2 separate regions of the Homo sapiens genome follow, and region 2 is linked to region 1. Evidence: read pairs that join two places in POLR2A ChIA-PET (ENCODE). Cell type or tissue: PC-3. All regions are shown on one strand. Each heading gives the region's core, and the rest is flanking DNA. Links, peaks and the distances in the headings are about the cores only.

What was found. ChIA-PET counts read pairs that join two places held together with the same protein. Peaks named below come from ENCODE experiments on the same cell type or tissue, not always from the same donor. Only the 100,000 strongest peaks of a DNase experiment are listed, where the experiment ranks them.
Region 2: POLR2A ChIA-PET joins it to region 1 with 13 read pairs; 2 of 35 experiments call an interaction of 5 or more read pairs at or near these places.

The regions. Positions count from the first base shown.
Region 1 is chr2:144,547,895-144,559,953 of GRCh38, reverse strand. All of the region lies in intron 1 of LINC01412 (long intergenic non-protein coding RNA 1412), which reads right to left. Among named protein-coding and RNA genes, the nearest start is that of LINC02993, 29 kb to the right of the region's middle. In PC-3, for the core only: no CTCF peak of the experiment used is centred there; DNase peaks (open chromatin) are centred at 4,953 and 6,433; H3K27ac peaks cover 1,434 bases.
Region 2 is chr2:144,432,252-144,444,310 of GRCh38, reverse strand. The region is part of intron 2 of ZEB2 (zinc finger E-box binding homeobox 2); the gene reads left to right. Among named protein-coding and RNA genes, the nearest start is that of ZEB2-AS1, 81 kb to the left of the region's middle. In PC-3, for the core only: no CTCF peak of the experiment used is centred there; no DNase peak of the experiment used is centred there; H3K27ac peaks cover 393 bases.

The sequences.
Region 1 (12,059 bases), core at 2,287-10,286:
CCTCAACAATATCCTCACAGCACACAGAACAACACATTGTGTAGGGCTGTTTATTGTACCGTTCATTAGTGCAGCAGCCTTGCCCTGGGGCAGAATTCAGCAATGGCACTTCTTGGAGAACAGCATGCTAGTTGTCTCCAGGAACGGGAAGGAAGAGAACTGTGTTGAATGGGAAGGATGCTGAAACAACATAGACACGGTGTGGAAGTCTCACACAAACACAACACTAAGCTAACCTCCTTAACACCTTCACTAGAACACCACCAACCCATCTCAGTTTATGAGTCATTGAGCCTCTTTCCACTTACTTTGTCCAATCCTGTTTGGATTCACTCTTCCTAATCTCCCCTAATGCCAAGGAGGAACAGATCAAAACCAGTAGCTCCTGCACCAAACCCAAATATCAAATTGACCTGAGGAAAGTGATGAAGTGGGCAAAGTAGGCAAGGTGAGGCCAGGAGAGCCACTTCAACAACAGTGTGCTCAAAGATGGTGACAGTGCAGTGTGTCAGATAGGGGCTCCACCACTCAAGCTCAGCAAAGAGCCCCAGTGACCACAAACAAACCTCTGCTACAAGACTTTACACTCGTTCACTTATTCACTCATTTACTGAGTCCATAAATACTTTAGTAAGTATTAAGGTTACATGCTGGGGATACACAGGTAGACAAGACACAAGTGGCCCTTTCCTAATGGAGCCTTTACCTGAAGATGTTCTTAATTGGGACAACTTGAGGAGGTAGAAGAGAGCTGGAGAAGTAATTAAGGATTAAGGAGATCCTGCTTTTTTTTTAAATTTTATTATTATTATTTTTGACGGAGTCTCGCTCTGTCGCCCAGGCTGGAGTGCAGTGGTGCAATCTTGGCTCACTGCAACCTCCACCTCCCTGGTTCAAGCAATTCTCCTGCCTCAGCTTCCTGAGTAGCTGGGACTACAGGTGGCCACCACCATGTCCGGCTGTTTTTGTGTTTTTAGTAGAGATGAGTTTTCACCGTGTTAGCCAGGATGGTCTCGATCTCCTGACCTCGTGATCCGTCAACCATGGCCTCCCAAAGTGCTGGGATTAGAAGCATGAGCCACCACGCCCAGCTGATCCTGCCGTTTTTTCATAAAAGGCCATAGGAAAGTTTTTCTGGAAATTGGGAGAGCAGCCCTTCTTTAGAGATTAACTAAAGACCGTGACCTTGCTCTTCATTTCAATAGTCCATGCCTTCCAGTTGCTTCGTCTATCAAGAAGGAAACTAATACCTAAAACAAACACTTCATAGTGTTTTATGACAGCAAAAATAAGAGTAAGATGTGAAAGCTACAAACATTCTAGAAGTATTATCTCCAAAAAGTGTGCACATTGATAAAATGGACCTTAAAGTTATTACACATAATAATTGTACCTGAGTGTCTGTCACAGTTAGAAACATGTTAAAAATACAAGATAATGAAATAAAAATGAGCAATTTATTCTATCTAAATACTAGACAACTATATTAATTAATAACATTTAATGTCTTGCATGGAAGGACTCACCAAATTACAAATATAGTCCTTCTAGAATACTAAAACCATAACTAAGTGTAGGCTAAAATAGAACCACCAGTGAACCCTTACCTGTTGATGTACAAACAATGTGTTTATGTATAAGGAATAAAATACAATTTAAAATAGTCATTTCACATCATCAAGCGAAGTTCAGAGCATGCTAAGAAATAACTGTTCCAGAAAGGGTTGTGCCTTCTTCACCTGCAATTTCTTTAACTGAAACTGGAACTATCATCTCCCTTCCCCAACTCACTGGTTCTTGTTACACCAAAGAAACGTAGCCAACTGAAAACAATGAGCAGTTGTCGTGACTGTAGAGATTAAACCAATTTTAAGCATTTTTACATAAAGCACGTATCACAAGATGCACTGCACAGCATTATTTGCCTGAGGTCGGATTCTTACCTTTTCCTTTTCTAGATTGGTTAACAAGCACTACATATTTAAGAATGGAATTCTTCATCTTCAAAGTTATCTGATTGCACGTCATAAACAATTTGATTGAAAGTAAAGGGGAGCCAGTTGTGGTGCTTATGCCTGTAATCCCAGGGCTTTGGGAGGCCAAGGCAGGAGGATCACTTGGGGCCAGGAGTGTGAGACTAGCCCAGGCACCATAGCAAGACCCCATCTCCACAAAAAATAATCCTACTACTAGGTATCTACCCAGAGGAAAAGAAGTCATTACACAAAAAAAATACTCGCACACTCATGTTTCTAGCAGCATCATTTGCAATTGCAAAAATATGGAACCAGCCCAAATGTGCATCAATCAATGAGAGGATACAGAAAATGTTTTTTATACACACACACACACACACACACACACACACACACACACACACCATGGAATACTACTTAGTCATAAAAAAGAATGAAATAATGGCATTTGCAGAAACCTGGATGGAATTGGAAACTATTATTCTAAGTGAAGTAACTCAGGAATGGAAAACCAAATATCGTATGTTCTCATTCATATGTGGGAGCTAAGCTATAAGGATGCAAAGGCATAAGAATGACATATTGGACTTTGAGGACTATGGGGAAAGGGTGAGGGGGTGGCAAGAGATAAAAGACTACACATTGGGTACAGTGTACATTGCTTAGGTGATAGGTGCACCAAAATCTCAGAAATCACCACTAAAGAACTTATTCATGTAACTAAACACCACCTGTTCCTCAAAAATCTATTGAAATAAAAAAGTAAAATAAAACAAAAATTAAAATATTACCAGGCATAGAGGTATACAACTATAGTCCCAGCTACTTGGGACGCTGAGGTGAAAGGATTCCTTGAGTCCAGGAGTTCAAGGGTGCAGTGAGCTATGATCACGCCACTGCACTACAGCCTGGGTGACAGAGCAAGACTGTCTCAAAAAAAGAAAAAGAAACAAAGAAAGTAAAGGGCTCATTGGATACCTCACTTGCTAAAGTAGTGTGGTACCTGTGTAATGCTCTTTTAGCACCCTTTAAAATATGCCTAATCTCTTACCTCTTCCCACTTAGTTTCCTGGATTCAAGGCTATTTCAATGCTCTCCAGGCATCATTATTCCTGGAGACCAATTATATCAAACATTAAAATACACCCATATCACATATTAAACACAATCATTTTGCTGAAAAACTTTGGAAAGAATTTTTGTTTTTAAAACCATTTTTTGTTTCTGAAATACTTAGGCCTCAAGTAATACACCAAATTTACAATGAGCTGTGATTTCTATGCAATCAACATGCACATTTGAACTGTTTTCAAATGTAATGACAATTTTTATGAGCAATCTTTTTGACAATGAATGAAGCTGACACAACATTGCATTTGTTTATATTTGTTAATCTGAGTTTTGTAGTTTTTGTCATTTGCAACCAATATAATTATAATCAGGTCTTAAATATTTTCCTAAGTCCATGAAACCTATAAACTCTGGAGTGCTTTTCTTCTTAATGATGACATGGCCCCACCCACATCAGCCCCACATATCATTTTCACCAGAGACCTGGTCCAAAAGTCTCTGGAGACTGAGCCACCAAAAACCCAACCCAGCGGTGGGCACTGTGAAATACTGCCTTGTCTTCTCTGGTTGAAATCTGGTGCTGGCTAGTCTTCTGTCAAGTGGGCCACATGCGGATGGAAGTGATACTTTCTCTAAGCCCTCCAAACTCCTCAATGCCTGGTAGCTACATTTGGCTGCTTGTTTGGAATTTTTTTTTTTACATCTTTTAAATAAAGTCCTTTCGAGGTCCAGTTGGACATTAGAGGAATAATATGTAACTGACCACATTCCCTTTCATTCACACATACACACACACACACACACACACACACAGACACACACACACACACACACAAAGCACTCAGAGGAAATAGTCTTCAGAATAGATACAATGCATAGCTCTTAACATCTCATATTCAGTCTTTAGAGGCTTCTCAAAGGCAACTACTGCAGCTAGTAGCCCTGGATCCCCACCAGTAGTGAATTATGCTGGGGCCAGAACTCTCCTAGTCCACCACTTCCAATGCTATAGACTCCCATCCTTTCTACTGTACCACTTTAATGGTGAAATGTCTGGAAAATTTGGAAAATTGTGGGAGTAATTACGGCATATGCATATAATTTAAAATTCCATGGAGATTTTTCAATATTTACAATTCTAATTTCCTTGTGGATGACACTGAATTTCTAAAGCAATGGCACCATTAATCCTTAAAATCTATACCTTACATTGGGATCTCATGCTTTGCCTCTATAAGCATCTCCCTAATCCAGTCTCTCACTTTATGCATTTAATATTGGTTGAGCACCTGTCTGTGCCAGGGACCATTGTTGAATCCTGGTGAGTACAGTAGACCCAGTCCCTGGGAACAAAAAGGGCAACTATTGTGACCCATTGTAGTGTTTTATTTATGTGCTTCTGCAAGACTAATTTAAGCCTATTTTACTACAACCCAATCCCATTGCTTTTTGTTCTGCCCTCAGAGTAGGTAAATAGCAGCCAGTCACTATTCTCTCCCAGATAGCTTTCCTGATACTTGAAATGCTCAAGTTCTTTTCTCTTGTTCAAAATAAACATATTTTTTCTGCAAAGAAAAGAATATTACATTTGATGTGTGCAACAAGCCAGTATAACTCCTTTGCCGTGTCATCACATTGTCATTGATATGAAAATATGGAATATAAATTTTCAGTCACATTGAAAGGATAAAGCAAAAGATAGTCCCATGTGATCAGCCAGTTTCTTAAGCATTAATCTATACACTAAACCTGATATTCTAAGAAAATGTTCTATAATGGAAGAAAAATTTTGCATCACTGCGCTAGCTGAGGGAAAAATAACTAATAGTCTTTATCCCTTATGACTCATATCAGAGTGCCCTGCCCCCAAAGAAATCAAGACACACTGTCACTGAACCACATTATTATCCCTTAAGAAGACTATAAAATGTGTACATCATTCATTCGTTGACATTGAACTTGTGCCAAAACTATTAAGAGCTCATATTAATAGATATCCCAAACGTGTAGGAATGAATACAGAATAAAACACAAAATGAAATTGGTATTCACTACTAATTTGTCTTTTATAAATGATTAAGTAAAGCATTTGAAGGAAATAAAAGGGCAATAAATAGCCTTTTATCACAAACTGGGGGATTTCTCTTACTCCAGGCTTGCATACAACCAGTTTAGAAATATGCATAATTGCCTATGGTCAACATCATATCACTGCCAGATCACACATTAAACAGATAACCACTATTATTATAAAAGCAACTTCCTTGACCTCATATTTTGGTCTGGCTAGGAATTCCTGTATTTTCCCAGATCGGCTGTTGCATAGTGCCAATCTTGTGCTGTGCATGTCAATTTGTACCAGTGGAAGTGACCGATGCCTCACAGAACTTACTCTAAAACATGCTTATATGCATATGAATAGCATAAGTTCAAGAAATATGATCATAGTTGTTCTTGCAGTGCTTTTTAAAATCTGAAGTCTATGTGTTGGTTTGTGTTTTTTTTTTATTATAGCTAAGGTACAGTGTGTGTTATTTGGCAGCTGAATTTGACATGAAAACATAAAAGGTTTGGGCAACCACATATTTGGAAATAGAAATCTTTCCTGAAAACATGGCTTTGGTTTTTAAACACAGCTAAATTTCTGGAAACTTCAATTTGTTAAAGACAGCCAAGACTTCAATCATATTTAACATATTCCTGGGGTTTACATATAGTGTTTCAAAGTAATAAACAACATCTTGTTTGGAGTAGCACGAAGAAAATGAGGCAAGCACTTCTTTAGAGTAAAAGCTCTACTTTTAAAAATAGTTTGGAGACTCATTCTTATGTTGGTAAAATCACAAAACACTATTCAGCAAACAAAACATGATGAGCTCAATTCAAGTTGGTAAACATTTTTAGCTGGCTTCATTTGTAGTAAGAATTTTAATGTAACCATGACTTCAGGAATGCATCCCTTATAATGGAAACTTAAGGGGTAAAACTTTTTTGTAATTGTTAATAAGAACAATGGTGTTACATTTGCACTTGAAAATCAGAGGAGATGTGATGACAACAGTAAATTGATTGTTAGAACAATTTTTAAAATCACATTACAGTGCACTAAAATGCATCTGTATTTAGTCACTAACACTCTCACTGCAATGACCAAAAAGCCTCAGGCCTGTTTCACCAGCAGAAAATAGTCTCTTTCCAAAGGTAGGGTCTATACATACTGTACCTCCAGCACATGAAACTTGCATGCAAGCTGTAAATCCTTCACATGCTTTTGCCTCATTGGTCCAAATATGAGTGATGTCTAAAAACCCTTAAGTCACTTAGTAAGAATAACAAACACTTTCCAAGAAGCAAAACATGATGAGTCAAAATAAAACCATCCAAGGAAAGAAAGACATGGGGAGCTTTCTCTATGCTTTGTATAAGACGTCAGGTCAAATTTCACTTAATCATGCTCCTCAAACAGGGACTCAGAACAGAACATTCTTCATAAGAACACTCATGGACGCACATTCACATAACGTATGGCAAATCATCTACTTATTAAACATACAAACATCTTGCTCCTGTGATTAATATTCCTTTATTTTGACTTTATGTTATTCCTAATTTTCAGGCAATACATATTTTGATAGGTAAAACATAATAATTCATCAAAAAATTGAAAAGTTGGTGACATGTTATTCTCCTTTCTCACCACCTGTATTCAAAACTACTATTGAAGTGGACCTCAGAATAGAAAGACCTTGGGTCCAAGTTTGCCTGGGACAGTCTTGATTTGAGTCTCTTTACCTGAAGCAATTAATAATGCCTCTGTTCCAGCTCAAAAGTCTTCCAATTTGGATGATAAACTATATGGCTACTTTTCTTTCTTTCTTCCTTCCTTCCTTTACTTTCCTTCCTTCCTTCCTTTCTTTTCCCTTTCTTTCTTTCTCTCTCTCTTTCTTCCTTTCTTTCTTTTTTCTTTTTTCTTTTTTTCCTTCTTTCTTTTCTTTCTTTTTTTTTTTTCAGAGTTATACTCTGTCACCCATGCTAGAATGTGTGCACTGGCACAATCATAGCTCACTGAAGGCTCAAATACCTGGTCTAGCAATTGTCCTACCTCAGCCTCCCAAGTAGCTGGGACCACAGGCACATGACACCATGTCAGGCTAATTTTTTATAGAGACAAGATCTCCCAGCGTTGCCCAGGCTGGTCTCAAACTGCTGGGCTCAAGTGATCCTCCTGCCTCGCCACCCTTCCTTTAAGGTAATGGATGACACTTACTTGATACAAATTCCAGAGCACCAAGCATATTTGCCTTGAGTATTTCCCTGAACTACACAAGAGAGTCTGAACTCTCCCAGCTATAGTACAAGTTCCTTAGTACTGATTACATTTTTATTTAACTGTATGTCCCATGAACTAGCACAGTGTTCAGCATATAGCAAATGCTAAGTAAATGTTATTCTGGTATATCAACTCTCCAGCCCTATATCAGAATTTAGTTTACAGGGATCTTGATTGCCTTTCCCTTCTACAAGATAGCACACTGATCCACTATATTGATGGTATTACACTGACTGGACCTAGTGAGGGAAAAGTAACGACTACTTACTGGTAAGACATTCGCATCTCAGAAGGTGGGAAATAAATCCAATTAAAAATCAGGGACATTCTCCCTTAATGAAATATCTAGGCATCCAGTGGTAGGGAGCATGCCAAGATATCCCTTCTAAGGTAAAGAATAAGTTGTTGCATCTGGCCCCTACTACAACCGAGAAAAAGGCACAACATTTATTGGGCCTATTTGGATTTTGGAGGCAATAGATTTCTCATTTGGGTATGTTATTACTCTAGCCCATTTACTGAGTAACCCGAAAAGCTGGTAGTGTTGAGTGAGACCCAGAATAAGAGAAGGCTCTGCAAGAGATTTAGGCTGCCATTCAAGCTCCTCTGACACTTGGACTATGTGATCTGGAAGATCTAATGGTACTTAAAATGTCAGTGGCAGATAGAGATGCTGTTTGAGCCTTTGGCAAACCCCCATAGGGGAATCAAGGATCAAGCTTTTAGGATTTTGGAGCAAGGCCCTGCCATCATCTGCAGATAACTACTCTCCTTTGAGAGAGAGAGCCCTTGGCCTTAAAGGAAACTGAATGCTAGACCTTGGGCCATCAAGTTACCAGAAGACCTGAGCTACCCATCACGAACTGGGTTTCAGCTGAGCCATCAAGCCATAAAGTTGGGAATGCACCACAACACTCCATCATCACATAGAAGTGGCACACAACATCATGAGGCCTGAGCAGGCCCTGGAAGCATAAGTAAGTAACATGAAATGGCCCGAATGTCCATGGCCCCCACTGCTGCTATTCTACCTTCTCTCTTCCAGCATGCACCTGTGACCTCACAGGGAATTCTCTACAAACCAGTTTACCAGAAAATAGAAGACTCAGGGCTGGTTTACAGGTGGTTCTGTATGAGATTCAGGCACCACACAAAAGTGGACAACTACAGCACCACAAGCCCTCTCTAAAACATCCCTGAAAAACAGTGGTGAAGGGAAATTCTCCCAGTGGGCAAAACTTTAGACAATGCACCTGGTTGTGCATTTTGCTTAGAAGGAGATACAGCCAGACCACAATGATATACCAATTTACGGGCCATAGACAATGATTTTGCTGGATGGTCAGGGATGTGGAAGAAACATGACTGGAAAATTGGTGTCAAGGAAATTTGAGTAAGAGGATAGGCCTTTCTGAATGGGAAAAACCGTAAAGTTATGTGTGTCCCATGTGAATGCTTACCAAAGGGTGACCTCAGCAGAGAAGGATTTTAATAATTAAGTGGTTAGGGTGACTTGTCCTGTGGACTGCTCTTCCCTCCTAAAGCTTGCTCCCCCACTTTGTTCAAGCCTCTACACACTTCTCAGTGAGGATTTTCCTGGCCATCCGATCTAAAGTTCCAGACCCTTCCACCTCACTATCCTCTTTCTACACTTTAGGCATCTCCATCACACTTATCATTCCTAATATATTCTATATTTAGCTTATTCATTTTTCATGTCTTATTCAAATGTAAGCTTTTTGGGAGGAGGGATTTTTGTCTGTTTTTGTCTTCTACTGAATTACTAATGTCCGGAGTGGGGTCTGGCACAAACAAGGCTCCACAAATAATTATGCATTTACTGAATTCTCATTAATAGTAGTAGTAATCGTATTACTATCGCTATCTATAGTCTATGTAGTCTAAAGATCAGAGCTAAGCACATTGCATCATTTTATCATTGAATCTTTTTGTTTGTTTGTTTTTGAGACGGAGTCTCACTCTGTCGCCCAGGATGGAGTGCAGTTGTGCAATCTTGGCTCATTGCAACCTCCGCCTCTCAGGTTCTGGGACTACAGGTGTGCACTACCACATCAGGCTAATTTTTGTATTATTATTATTATTATTATTATTATTTTAGTAGAGACGGGGTTTCACCATTTTGGACAGGCTGATCTCGAACTCCTGGCCTCAAGTGATCCACCCAACTCGGCCTCCCAAAGTGCTGGGATAACAGGTGTAAGCCACCGCGCCCCGGCCTTATCATTGAACCTTGACAGTAGCACAAGGCCATGAGTGATAATATGCCCATAACACAGATGGAACAACTGAGACCAAAAAAAAAAAAATCCTCAGAATTTGGCAAAGAAAGATCATACTCCTAGTAAGTGGAGGGTTTGGGAGAGAAATTACCCCTAAACCTGTGCTCCATCCAGTGGTACATTCTGCCTCTCACACTGATGTTAATGCCCTATTGAAAATTTGCATACTATTTACTCTGAGGACCCCAAACAGCAGTAATTATTGTCATCCAATCACTCATGAATGTGTTTGTCTTCGTCTCATACCTGTCTTTTAAGCACTAATCAGGCACTGGGATAGTTACAAAAACAAGGTCCCTCATAGCTTACAGTCCAGCAGAGATCAAAACAAAGGTCCTGCCATGTAAACAGAAATGTAATAGATTTATAGGCTTCGGTTGGAGCCCGAAGGAGAGAAGGCAGTGGCCCCAGTGAAGACAAGAATGAAGGTAAACTCTGCCTTCCATGGAATTTTGTCTAAGATCAACTCTGGTCGATTCAAAGGAGCTGAAAAAGTGTTCCTATAACTTCTTTAATGATGATGCCCTTTCCTATAGCCCTTTCATTCTCATCTCCCCAACTTTTTCATTATGAATATGCCCCTACTTTTTAATAGAAGACGGAAGCCTAGAAAAGCCTATGCTAAATGTCTGTTTTTAACAGGAGTTTCTGATCTAAAAGAAGAAATTATCTGTAAGAATCTCCAACCATCCACATAGGAAAAAAAAAGTATGAAATATTAAATATTTTATTTCACTAAATCCCCCTTCCTGCAGTCTAACAATAGGCAAATATCAGGTGAAAAGTGGAGAGTCAGTATTTTCAAACTATTTGCCTGACCATTTCACAGCTTGCAGACTCTGGTTCTCAAAATCCTTATTTTTTAAAAAAGGGAAAAAAGTAAAAAACCATGAAGATACGTCACAGTATTTTCCAGAAAAATAAATTTTTCTATGTTCGCTATGCAAGCAGAAAGTGATAAGGTGTAGTAATTTTGGTAATAAACCTCAAGATAAGACTTTAAAAATTAAAAAGAAAATGTATATGGAGTCACATCTAGATATGCCTAGGAGAACTTTTAAAGTATGACCTTGGAGGGTCAGGAAAGTTTTTGGCTTCTTATTTTATATAATTTTATAACTATTATTATGTGGGGGGGTTGGTATTTTTCAAATAAAAAAGAAACCAGACAAGGCTAATATTGAATGCTTTTATATATGCATATTGCAGTACACAAAAAGGAAGTCCATTGTCAATGAATATGTTGATTTACATAACAGACACCTTTATTCAGGGTTAGCAGGAAGTGCTATGGCACAGTGGTTAGAAGTGGGGGTTTCTAAGTCAGACAGACTTAGAAATGATCAAAATAGACAGAGACTAGACTTGAATGTAAGCCTCATTCTTATTGGTCATGAAATGGAAAAAAATATAGTTTACCTTTTTGAAACCTATTTTCCCATCTGTAAAATGGAGATAATAATACTAATCTTTTTGTTTTGTCATTAAGATTTTAGAAGTTGGCCAAGTGCAGTGGCTCACACCTGTAGTCTCAGCAATTTGAGATGCTGAGGCAGGGGGATTGCTTGAGCCCAGGAGTTCAGACCAGGCTGGGCAACTTAGTGAGATCCCTATCTCTACAAAATTTTTTAAAATTAGTCAGGCTAGGTGACAGAGTGAGACCCTGGCTCAAAAAAAAAAAAAAAAAAAGATTTTAGAAGTTAATATGCTTGGTATGTACTATGCCTGGAATTAAAAACAATTATTGCTATGGGAGATTATAGTTTACAAAAGTGACCAGTGAGTCTATAATAGCATTAAATTCCCCAAATGTAGACATAAAAGTTCAGAAAAAGAAACTGATAATAGACTGTTAGAAAAGCCTGAATCTGATAATAAGGTGGCTCAATTACTCAGATATTGGTTAGGATAATAATGATACTAAATGTACATCCTGTTTCTAAAGATGTGTGCTTGCTCTTCTAGCTTCCTAAATAGTCAACAGTCTCAAGAGACTGGTTCTTGAGACTTAACCATGTATGATTAAAAATAATAGACGATATTGAAACCATCTGGTTCAGCAAATGCTCTCAGGACTGAAAAGCCAAGGTACTAATGTTGCTTTTTAAGATAATACAAAGTGCCAAAAGGAATGCTGATTAAATTTCTAAAAGGTAAACTGCTTAACACAGAAAAATGAGGAGTTATTTCTTAAAGAGTTAGAGGAGATTCCATTGAAATTTATCACAGTTAAGAACCAAATCAAGACAAGAAAAAAAGTGATACAAATAAAAGTGCTTAAGCAGAGATTTTTAAAGCAAGATGTTTAAACAATTAGTGGAAATCTGTATATGTTTATGTAATAAAATCACATACAATAAACAGAAATAACAAGGTTAGGCT
Region 2 (12,059 bases), core at 1,757-9,756, 120 kb after region 1:
ACTCGAAGTTTGTGTATAGTATTCTAAAGGGCCTCAGATTTTGTGTTCTTAAAGTTATGTGCATACGTAGCTGCTTCAGCTTTCGAAAAAGGACAACAAAATGGAAAGGACCATAAGTTATAGATGTCATCAAAGTCTTATGTTTCTACGACTATCAGATCAGATGAGCTTAGTATTGTGGTAGATGCAGTCAGAATGTTAGAGTGCAAAGACAATAGAAAGTTTGGATGAAGCTACCAAAAAGAAAAGTTTCTGTTTGGCCTCTTTTGCTCTTCATAAAGGATTTTCAGCGTCTTTGTTTTGCTACCTGGAATGGCTGCTGTCACCATGATCTCTCAAGCATTTTGTTACTTATTTGTGGGATGTGTGAATAACATGGAAAAATTGCTATGTCATCTGAAGACCTCAAATGATGAGTCCTGAACAGTACAAACTGTTTTTTTTTTTTTAAATACATTTTCAAGAAAGCTTGCTTTCGTTCAGGACAAGAATGCACAACAACCTTGAATAACTTTGTTTTTAACCTTCCCTTATCTCAGGCAGCCTGACAGTTTTGGTGGGGAGCGAAAAGTGAAAGGAATCTGTGAGAACAAATACTGTGGTGTTTCATGATTTTAATTAGGTATTGTATTAAAGAGAAAAATATAATGAACACAAGCACATACACATTTTATTTCCCATCTAACATTAACAGTTAAAGAAAACAATCACTATCAAATTACTTTGTTACAGTCCATAATTACAACTCAGGTTACGCTTAACTGTTATTAACAGAATGTACAGTAATATGTTCTGGCATCGTAATATGTTATTGTAGCATTATAATTAATCTTACAGGAAGTATAATAAATTTACAGTATCAGATTGAAGCAATACTGCATATAGATTTATTAATGCTTTTAATCAGTTCTGGCAAAATTAATTTTGCACTGATTGCTTACATTGGAATTTGCATATACTTAGTGAAAGTAATTTATTTTTTATGGATTCCTTTTTATTAAAATAGGGCATATGGCCCTTTAGCTAAAAAACTTTGTGGATTCTTTAGCTAAAAACATTTCTAAACATTTTGAAATGCCATATATCTTCCCTTTAAGATAATTCTTTCTCTTAAGATTTATTTTTAAATTATATTCTTTAAAATACTTTTTTAACTCTTATTTCAATGATCTATTTTTTGAAACTGTAATATTTATTTCCCTATTGTCATTAGCCTACTTTTCCCCAAGGATCTAAGTTTGAATAAAAACACAGGCCTTGAAAAATATCTACATTGATAAGGGACTGCATTAACATTTCAGAAAGTGTCATGTGAAAATTAAATATCATTGAAAAATAATGAAATTTTACTCTTTGAAAAGTCCAGTAAAAATGGGACAGCACATGAGAATTTTGCCATTATTTCTAAGTGCAACTATGTTACAATACTCCAAAATGCTTTCTGTGCCACGCAATGTATGTGCAGAAAAAAGGCGAGTGCAGATTTTTTAAAAAAACTTAAACTGATATCAGTGTTGTAAGTTCAAAAATAGTATTGAGAAAAATATACCTAAAGTGTCTTTCTATTAAAATATACATGCTTTGTAAGGAAAGGTAAATTATTCACCAAAAAAAATCAAGATGTCTTCATAAAATATATGTTTACTATATCTTAACTTGTCAGGCAATTTGAAATTTTGAATAAACTCATCACTTAAATCTTTATTTTACCTCTTTCAAAAATAGTAAATTAGGTGTTCCTGTAGGTATTGATTAATTTATTTTGCAAAAAATATTTGAAGAATAAGGGAAGAGTGATTTCTTATTCTTATAAGTCTTAACAATAAATATGTTCCTTGGCTTGAAAATTGAGTGAGCCTAACAGTACATAGCTTTCTTTTCCTATGTTAGTGAGTTACATTATGTAAAGCATATTCATGAACTTATATAGATTCTGGGTAGTTCTGATGATATGAAACTAAATTTTTTAAATAATTTAACTGAATATTTTGATATTGCTTGTATCAGGAATTTCTTCACTAAAAGAGCATATATGCAACAGTGTGACCTCTTTGGGCTCAATACAAAAGTGATTTGTACAGTGATTCTGTGATTTTCCACCATAATAAATTGAGAAAGGCAGGTCTTGGTAAAACTTTATAGTCATGTATGAATACCCATATTCAGGTCTTCACCTCCAAGAGACATTCATTTTAATTTATGTCGTTGTTTATCATCAAGGAAGATTTTGAACTTTTGAGAATTGGCCTTTATCTGTCCTAAACCTCTAACATTCCACTGTATCTTAATGAAACGGAGGTTCTGTTCTTTCTGCCCAGGGCTTCTGATAAGTGTTTGCAGACTATGTAAACTTCTGAATAATAACTTTCAGTAAGGCAGGAGTCTTAAACCTCTTAGTATCATTTTGTGCAGTATTATTCTGCTCTGTAAGATAATGTGTTATCAATACTTCATAAGATAACTTTGGCCAGAGAATGAATAAAATTTATAGTCACTTTCAAACTGCTCCCTTTTTTTAGGGTGTGGGTCATAGATCATGCAGCTGTCTGCCAACAGATAATCTTGATGAGTAAAAAGAAGCTAACAGAGAAAAAGGTGGCTTAGTCTAAAACACTTAGGAAGGACTTAAAAAATTATTTCCCAAAGAATTAGGGAGTAAAAAAATTGTAAGTACATTTGTTTACAGTAAAAGAGTGGTCTCTTTGTTTGAGGAATTTTCCTTGCCACCTCAGAAAGTGAAAATTTACTCCTTTTTTTTTTTTTTTTTTAGAAAATTAATGCTGGTGTGATTGTTTAACTTGTGTAACCTGTTCCTTGAGGTAAAATGAGGAAGAAGCATATGATTTGGCCTCTCTTTTCAGTGAAGGAAGGAAGTCCATGGAAATTACTGAACCAAACTAGAGATCTAAAGCAAAAGCCCTTTTGTGACACAGATGAACTCAATAGTGCACTGTGACTATCTGACTTTTGCCACGTCCAGGCTTAGGCCGCCAAGCGGCCAGGGTCAGCAAATTCCACTACCTGAAAATGACAGAAGGCGGCAGGGAAGGGGAATTGAGGCATGGGGAGAAGCAGTTGAAGCATACTAGGGAGGCATGAGGTTCTCTCTCTCTCTCTCTCTCTCTCTCTCTCTCTCTCTCTCTCTCGTGCAGCTAAAGGAAGAGAAGGAAGGAAAAGAGGGTGATCATTGAACGACTTTAGGGGCAAGTCTGGAGTTAGGCGCTGTGGTGTCCAAGCAGAGCCGTGTCTGGTGGCGGCAAACTAGATTGCTCCAAGCATGGAGCGCCCTGCTTGAGGACACTTGTTGTTGGACTGTTTGTTTACATGCAGTTTGGGTGGCAAAAAAAGGGGAAAGTCTGGGTGACATCAGCTGCAAGAAGACTTAACCATATGCCATGTCATCCAACCCCCAATTATTTGAACATTCTGAAGGTTAAGACATCAATCCATCCATTTTTCTTTCTCTTACTCTGAATCGTGACATTATTTTCTCTAGTTCATTGACCTTGTTGGCAATTTACACCACCAATATAAGCCTCAGGATCCTTTTGTAAAATGAGACTTGACACTAAATTAGTCAACTAAAAATTTAAAGGGTAAAGGGTCCCCCCAGCCACCCACTCCTGCCCCTCCCTGTACTAAAGTAGAAAATTTGGACAAGGCACACCATGCGTGTGACTCAATTGTTCTGGCCAAAAAATGGGATGAATAATTTTATTTCATAGATGCTTGGTGATTACTGGACTTTACAAAAGTTAACCACTAGTTAAAAAAAAAAAAAAAAAAAAAAAAAAATATATATATATATATATATATATATATATACTGCTTTTGGGTACTGAGGTTGAACAATTGGTCGGGGATAATTCCATAAAATGGATTTAAGTATTTAACAAATAATGTAAATGTATAGAGCAGGCCTAAAATTTCTCCACTGCCTTTGAGTATACCTTTAGAAGTTTACAAATACATGAGGATAAAGCAGTTTCAATAAAATGATCAATTGTACAAAGTATAGAAATATACCAAGCGTCTCTTAAGTAAATGATTACAACATTTAGAAGTATTCATGAGTTTGACATATGCAAAGCAGCCTATCTCTCATGAGTCTGAGTTCCAGCCTCCCTGAACCTTTGTGCATTTCATAGGCTGGTGAACAGCCCAAACATGTAAATAAATAGCCATTCAAAGTGCAAGCATTTTTAAAAGTTTAAAACTCCACACAAGTTCTTTTACAAAAGAGTCCACCCTTTTATGTACCTTTAAAAACATTTAGCCACTTTATTCTTTTGTGTCTTTGAAGAGAAAAAAAATTAATAAAGTTGTAGGATCCTTTTGAATTTAGAAAATGTTGGCAATGTTGGAAAGAAAGACATTCAGCATTTCAAAGTTCTGGTGGGGAAGGAAAAAAAAGATTCTGAATAAAACAATTTTATGTGATTTTGCAGGTGGTTTGAGCTATCATTTTATATGTACGTTTGTACCACTGCTCATTGGAATGTTCATATAATACTGACCTAATTATGCATAGAAAAAGATAAGCCATTTACTTGATTCATTTCTTCTTTTTAAATCAAGAAAGGAACAAAAAGGCTCCTATTTTCTGAAAGAAATTGTTCGCTTTTATTGCAGAAAAGTAGCAGCTTGTGCAGAGCTAGAACTGTAACAATTTTATATTCCAAAGGTTTTGTGTGTATTCGGTTAGTTACAGTAATTATACCCAATAACTGACAGCCAAAATCACGTAGGAGAAAGCAAAGGCTGTTTTCTCACACAGGCCCTGCTGCAGAACATCTGCTGAGAGATTTGCATATTAATTAACCCATATTAACTCTAATTATTCTGGGAAATTATCAAATAAATTGAATTTTCTAATTTTAACCTTTCTTTTACTTGACGCGTGTCGAGGCTGAGAGGACGCACCAGGCCGTCTCACCTGGGCAATGAGCAAAAGATCTTTTCTACCCCTTTTGCTCCTTTAGACCTGGGGCAGCCTGGGGAGCTTTTGTGTGCCTTGTGCTTTTTTGGCTTCTGTGCCTGGTAGGGTCTCCATGCATTTGTTGAGAGAGGGAACATGTGTGCTTGTGAGCACAGATGGTGGATTTATACAGGGGTGAGGAAAGGTGGTACCTCAGAACAGTTGAGCAAACCTTAAGTTTTTTTTTTTTTTTTTTTTTCTTCCTCCCAGCCTGTTGTTTAGGCCTGAGCAAATAAATGGGAGTTTAATTCAATTAGAGCCTGGCTGTAGTCAGTGCCTCATGACAGAAATTATTCAATATTTTTCCCCTCACATTGTTTGGTTTACACATCACTGACTCCCTTCCTTTTGTACTCTGTTTAGAGTGGCCATAATGTGTTGAGCTTTTGTGTCTGCCATGTCACTGTCCCTTTCACCGTTGTCTGGTTTTGTCAATTGTGAGGTGCAATGATGCTGTTTTGAAAACAGGGTCCTAGTCAGGGTGTTGCTATGTGAGTAGGGTGGCTGCAGTTTTAAACATACTACACAGTAAATAATGTCATTAGCCCAATAGACCTGAATCTACTGCTAAGCCTTAAGAGAAATCCTTTGGGTAGGGAAGTGAACTTTACATGCCTTTCTCAGGTATTAGATGTAGCTTAAAACTGAGATTTCAAAGATAAATCTGGTCAGGGCAGTATGAAGAATTGGACTCCATTGCATGATCCCCTTTCAGGCATTTCTTTGGGGTAAGAGGCAAGATTGACTGAGATTAGAATTTTTTGCATGTGATCAAGTTTGTAACGACCCATACTTTAAGCCACAGCGATCAGGAGAAAGCTACTGATGAAACCTCTACCACAAGCAGATCTCCAGCCCCCCTACTTCGAGCCACATCTCTTCTAAAGACCTATGACTCTATTTCCCCCTCAATGATTTCACTTCTCCCCATCCACTAAGATCTATTAAGATGAGCCACACCTCTTGCTACCTTGAAGGTAATTGTTTTCCTCTGGAAGAGCTGTTCTTTCCCATTATTTCAGCTGATGGAGTAGAAGCATTACGGTACCTCCATGTAACATTCCTTAGACTCAAGAATTATTATTGACTTCAGTAAACTGCAGAAAACCAAGAAAGTCACCAAATAGGTCTGTTGGATGGACAAATATTTGAAAGCAATTATTTTTATGGATAGGCTAGAACTCCAGTCTCCTTTTTCATGGAAGCATGGAATGCCTTTTGCAAGAAAAATATTTCTTTAAGAGACAAGCTGTTGCTACTTCAGATGAAGGTATGGGTTCATGCTAAGGTTTTTGAGGGGAGGTGGTTTAATTTCGTGGGACTACAATAGCTAAAAGTGTATTTCAGTTATATCTGTATCTTAGAAAAATGTACAGTTACAGACAAGGTTTAGGGTGGGGCAACTAAAACAATCAGAGAAAATTTTTATAGTTTTTCTATTTCGTGTTTATTTTTTACAGCACATTCCAACGTACTCTGGCAGTTACTGACTTTACACCTTTTATGGGCTTTGAAAGTTGTGTAACCTTTTCAGAGGAAGGTGATAGACACAATATCTATTTACACAAGGACACATTTCCCCTTTCTTTATATTCCGTTTATTCAAGGTTTTATTTCCAAGGTCTTATTACTATAAAACTTAAAGCTAGACAAGGTCTGCCCTCATGTCAGATAAAAAAAAATACCAAAACAATTTTGATGGCTCAGAAGCTTATTTTTTCATACTTCCAGGTCCTAAATAAATTACAGTTATTTTCACATTCCTCTTGAATATCCTTCAGGCATGATAGTGAGCATATTTTTTCTGTAAAGCCCCTTAATACTTTCCTTCTGATGGTTTGTATAGAGCAAGTTGTTGAATGATCGTGGATTCCAATAATTAGAGAGAGTCTTCTAAAATCTTTTTTTCCTTTTGACATATTGTTGGAAGACATATAGTCACTTGATGTATTTATGAAAGTCTGTGGAATTATTGGCAGTAGATGTACAATATATATGAAATTATTTGTGTATAGCAGTTGTTTTGGGGGTCTTCCCTCAGCATGCCATCATGCTAGGCTTGCTGATGAAGGTGCTGTTAGACTTTTTAGCCATCAAAGGGCATTATTGACTTGTGTTCTGGAATATAGCTAAGTATTATGTCCTTGGATTGTAAGCATATTATAGATGTTGACAGAAAGTGAAGCTGAAAAAATTTCTAAAGGATAGAAATAACTACAAAAACTCACTAAATGAAAGGAGCGGTCAGGGGCCTGTATGTTTGAAACATCAATACAATGACTAGTTTCCTTTGGTAGGAGTTAAGTAAGGTAATCAAAACCATTATGAGTCCTAGATATACAGGAAAACCCGAATATGTTTACTTTTGTAAAAAAATAAACAGATGTCAAGTCTTTGGGAAATCATAAATTTCACTGAGAACACTGTGACCTAGAAATACCGTGTCTTCTTGAAAGAAAGTGAATTTACTGTTACAAATTCTTCGACCAATATCTGTTTTTAGGATAGCTTGACAAAGGGAGGGTCCTTGCTTTTATTCTTATTTGCCATTATGTTTATATTTTTGATATTAAGGAAGAGGTTTGGAGGGGAAAATTACATATCTAAGATGTTATTACCTGCATGTTGGAGCCTATCCAGAACCTCAACAAATGTATGGAAATTTGAACCTTTTTGAAAATCACCAGCATACTGAAATTTGAAAACCTCTCCCAGGTACCAGGGAACCTGCTAATATTTCCAGAGGGAATGAGTGGCTGCCATCTTCCCAAGATGCTCCTGTAACCAGGAAGTTGGAGGAGCCTCAGAACTGGCCTCTCTCCACTGCAACCATGGCATTGCAGAAATTCTGCTCTCATTTTATTTAATATGCGTATTTTTTTACATAGCTAATCTGAAATGGAAACATTTTTATCCCTATACTGAGAACTGCTTTTGTTTTATCAGCTGACATTTTACAACTCATTAATTTATAATGCAGGTTTAATGCCTTCGAATGTTCCTGGGATAAAAAATTAAAGTGGCCAAGCTAGTTTGTATAAAGGCTGACTATAGTATGTTAACAATAATTATTTATAACAATATTTTGTATTGGATAGCACATTCCATCTGAATATTTCAAATTGGCATGGTCCCTTCTAACTGGCATTAATTCATTCATCTTGCATCCCCAAGTAATAAAGTTATTCCCATTTTTAAATGGAGAAATCAAGATTCATGCATTTCAGTGACAGATGTTCAAATTCAGAAGAAAATCTCTGTTTGAGTTTGTCTTTGCCTTGTAATACGTATTTGTCACTAGGCCTCCATTATTAAATAAGAAATTGAACCTTGCATTTAGTCCTATGATCTTTACCCACCCAAGCACGGAGGTAACAAGGTAACTGTGATTTAAAAAAAAAAAAAAAGTCAATGATAAATCCCCCCGGATGGGCAAGAGTCACTGGACAAAAATTATTGAAAAATAGCTGCATCCTCTCCTCAGTAGCACATACTTGGAAATTGAAATTTTGTGGGGAAGACAAGGAGGAATAAAGGCTAAGGTTCAGGAGAAAAGTCTTAGAAGGTCTTCCCGACACTTGCCACATGTAAAGACGTTGTAAGAAAGCAGGCCCACAAGGCCTTTAATCCACTGGCTCAAACATAAATGATCTCTAAGCATGTAAGCATAAGAGATTTAGGAAACCAAATGATTCATAAAATTCCAAAACACTTCTTTTTTTTTTTTTTTTTTAAAGACAGGGTCTCATTCTGTTGCCCAGGCTGGAGTGCAGTGGTGTGATCATAGCTCACTACAGCCTCGACCTCCCAAACTCAAACAATCCTCCTACCTCAACCTCCTGAGTGACTGGGACTATTGGCATGCAACACCATACCTGACTGATTTTTTATTTCTTGTAGAGATGGGGTCTTGCCCAGGCTGATCACAAACTCCTGACCTCAAGAAATTCTCCCTGCTTGGCCTCCCAAAGTGTTGGGATTACAGGTGTGAGCCACCATACCTGGCCAAAAGGACTTATTTTAAATTTGAAGTCATATTACCAGCAGAGACATTTTTAAAATGAAGTTACATGTCTGTGTCACGTCTAAGCTGAAGGATTAGGCATGGTCTCTCTCATCATGGCCTTCCTACTTGAGGAAGCATTTGCAAATAAATTTCTAAGTGAAGGGCCAACACAAAAATTGTGACTGGCACAAGTTCAAATCTTCCTTTTTCCTCGTAGCCACCACACATTGCAGCACCAGAGAAAAGACAACAGACACTGAAACAATGGTATTTCAGTGATTATACCAGTTACATCACCTTGCATTTCCATGTTACTGTTTTATACATCACACAGTGCCATTGCACATACAACTTTGTAGGCTCCTATGACAACCTCATAAACAGGGAACCATTATCATGATTTTTACTCATTTCTACCAAGCTTCCTTGGATGATAGGCCAAGGCCACACAGCTGGTTACACGTTGGTTCTGGGACAAGGCAAGTCTTCAAGCTCATAATTCTGTGAACTGCCTCTTTATCTCTATTGTTTCCAAACTATTGCAGGAAACATGGGTGTATTGTTAGATTCTGGTAATTGATCAAATTGGTAGGCTTCTATAACTCAAATTAAGGGGATCCATGAAAGTAACAATCATCAAAACAATTTAAAATTAAGCAACAATCTCCATTTTTGTGGCATGAAAATCCCAAAAAGTCCCAGGGATTTCCATCCCTTACTCTGGTCATGTGGGGTTTAAACTTAGATTGCATTCTGCACTGGGAATTTGTATTATCATGTATGTTTTTGTTTGGCTGTTGTACACCTAAAGACATGCTTTCTGGTACCGGCTTTGCTACCAACTAGCTGTACGGCCTTTGACAAGCCATTTGACCTCACTGTGCCTGTATTACCTCCTTTGTCAAAGAGTTGACTTCAAGTGTCCTTCTGGAACTACAATTTTGTGATTATATTTCTCCAAATAAATTGTAAGCTTCCTGAGGTGAGAATGGCACTTCCTTCTATCTTCTGGATTTGCCACATTGTGGGTATTTAATAAATGTTTGATGATGGCATTGAACGATTTATTGGCACGCTTGAGTAGAGTTATAGGAAATCATTATTGGCTGCCTTATTAACAATTAGCTGTCTATAAGCTGCATATGTAATTTTCCTTTACATCAATAGAGTTTCTGCTTCTGGTGAAGACGAAGTATTGCCCCTTCACATCAGTTCTTCTGTATGTTAATACATTAGCAACTGATATCTTATTTGTACTGTAACTGACAGAATAATGTAGAGAAAGCATATAAGTAGGAAAAGGGGTTAGTAAGGTAACATTGTATAGGGCATCTTCAAAACAACAGTTCTGCTATTTCAAATGTCAAGCTAATTATCAGCAATGTTTAAATGCTATGATAGGCCATTTTTGCAAATGCTGAAATTTTCCAGCAGGTATGGACGTTATAAAAATGTCAAATTTTGCTACTATTCTATTACATGTCACCAGAACACAAAAATCTGAAAATAAAAGTTATATGTATAGGCAAGGAAGAGAAACCATTATTTGTTTTGCATATGACTGTAAAATTAATTGGCATAGTGATATAATTTAGAGTATTGTTTACTTGGAAGGAAGAGTAGAGAGGATTTAATATAATGTAATCTGGTGAAGTGAAAATAATGCTTATTATAGATAAACTATAAAGCCTTTTAAATATAGGCTTTTAGTAATGCATATGCAGATATATCTTTCCAGGCCCATTTGCTATAAAGCAAATTTAAGTATCAGCTTTATGCCCTTTGGTAACCCCATATTATACATACAGTTTTAGAGAAAATGAAACTTTAATATGATTCCACATAAAATGGTGAGCCATGCCAGTAATTCTTATGCCCTTCATATGCAAATAGTTTTATCTTATCCATCAATTATCATGTAAACATAGTATCACATGGCAAATTTCCCTGTAATACAGTACAGTACCTGTATATAATTATAGGTGCATTTTGCCAATGCAACTGTTACACAGAATTGTAATTAATTCCTCTGAAGACTACTGTGAGAGTTTTGGATACTGATGCTGTTTTTGGACATTTATTACTGCTCTTTAGTTGGCTTTTTGCTATGCCTCAGAGACAGATGTAAAATTAGTGTCTATTTTGAGCCAGCAAACAGTACATCTTTCCTCTTGTTTATTGAATTGCAGAAAGGAATTCTTTGGGCTCCCACTTCTTTGTGGTTTTGAAGTAACTGTCTGTTTTTGTGCCAGCCATGTAGCTCCAATACATGTCTAAAATTTTGCTGAGACTCATGCAAAGGGTGGCTTATTTGACCTGTAAGGACTGAATAGAACTTTGCTACGTTATATGGGAACTTCCAGGCTTTTAAATGCTGAATAAAAAGATATATATCATAAGTTCAAAAACAGACACTGGCCTAATATATTCTGCCCAATGAACCTCATTTAAAACCAGTATACGTTGGTTATTATACAAAATTGAATCTCTTCTTTGCAGAGACAAAGCTACATTATTAAGATCTCTTCTGCCAGTGGTGATGATGGTGGGCAAACATCAAAACAGGTCCAAATGGGAAAATGAGCTTATTTTTATTTCATAATGTAAGTGCGGCTAAACCCATCAAGTATTGGCCATTCTAGAGTAAGAATATTTTATGGTGAAAATTTCCACAGTACTTGTACTAGGCAAATCCACTGACTAGACGTGAGGGAACATTTTAAAGGAAAATCCTGGGATTTAGAAGTCGGGGCATGGGGTAGGGATCAGGAAGTGCAAAGTCCATCTCAGTGCATTTAATTTTGATTGTCAGATGGTCAACCAGAAAGAGCAGAATGAGATTGTCTCATTTGAATTCAGATATAAAAACTATGTTATGAATTGTTGTACCTGGATTTAAAAAGGGGTTGGGAGAGTGGCACACCAGCATAATGGCATATGGAAATGCATATCCTAGTTAACACAGCGCTAGAAAAGATGGCATACTGCCTCTGTAAGTGAATTTGACAGCAGTTATTTATTTAGTTTAAAAGTATTTACTACTATTTGTGAGCACAAACCCTAAAGGTTGTGAAG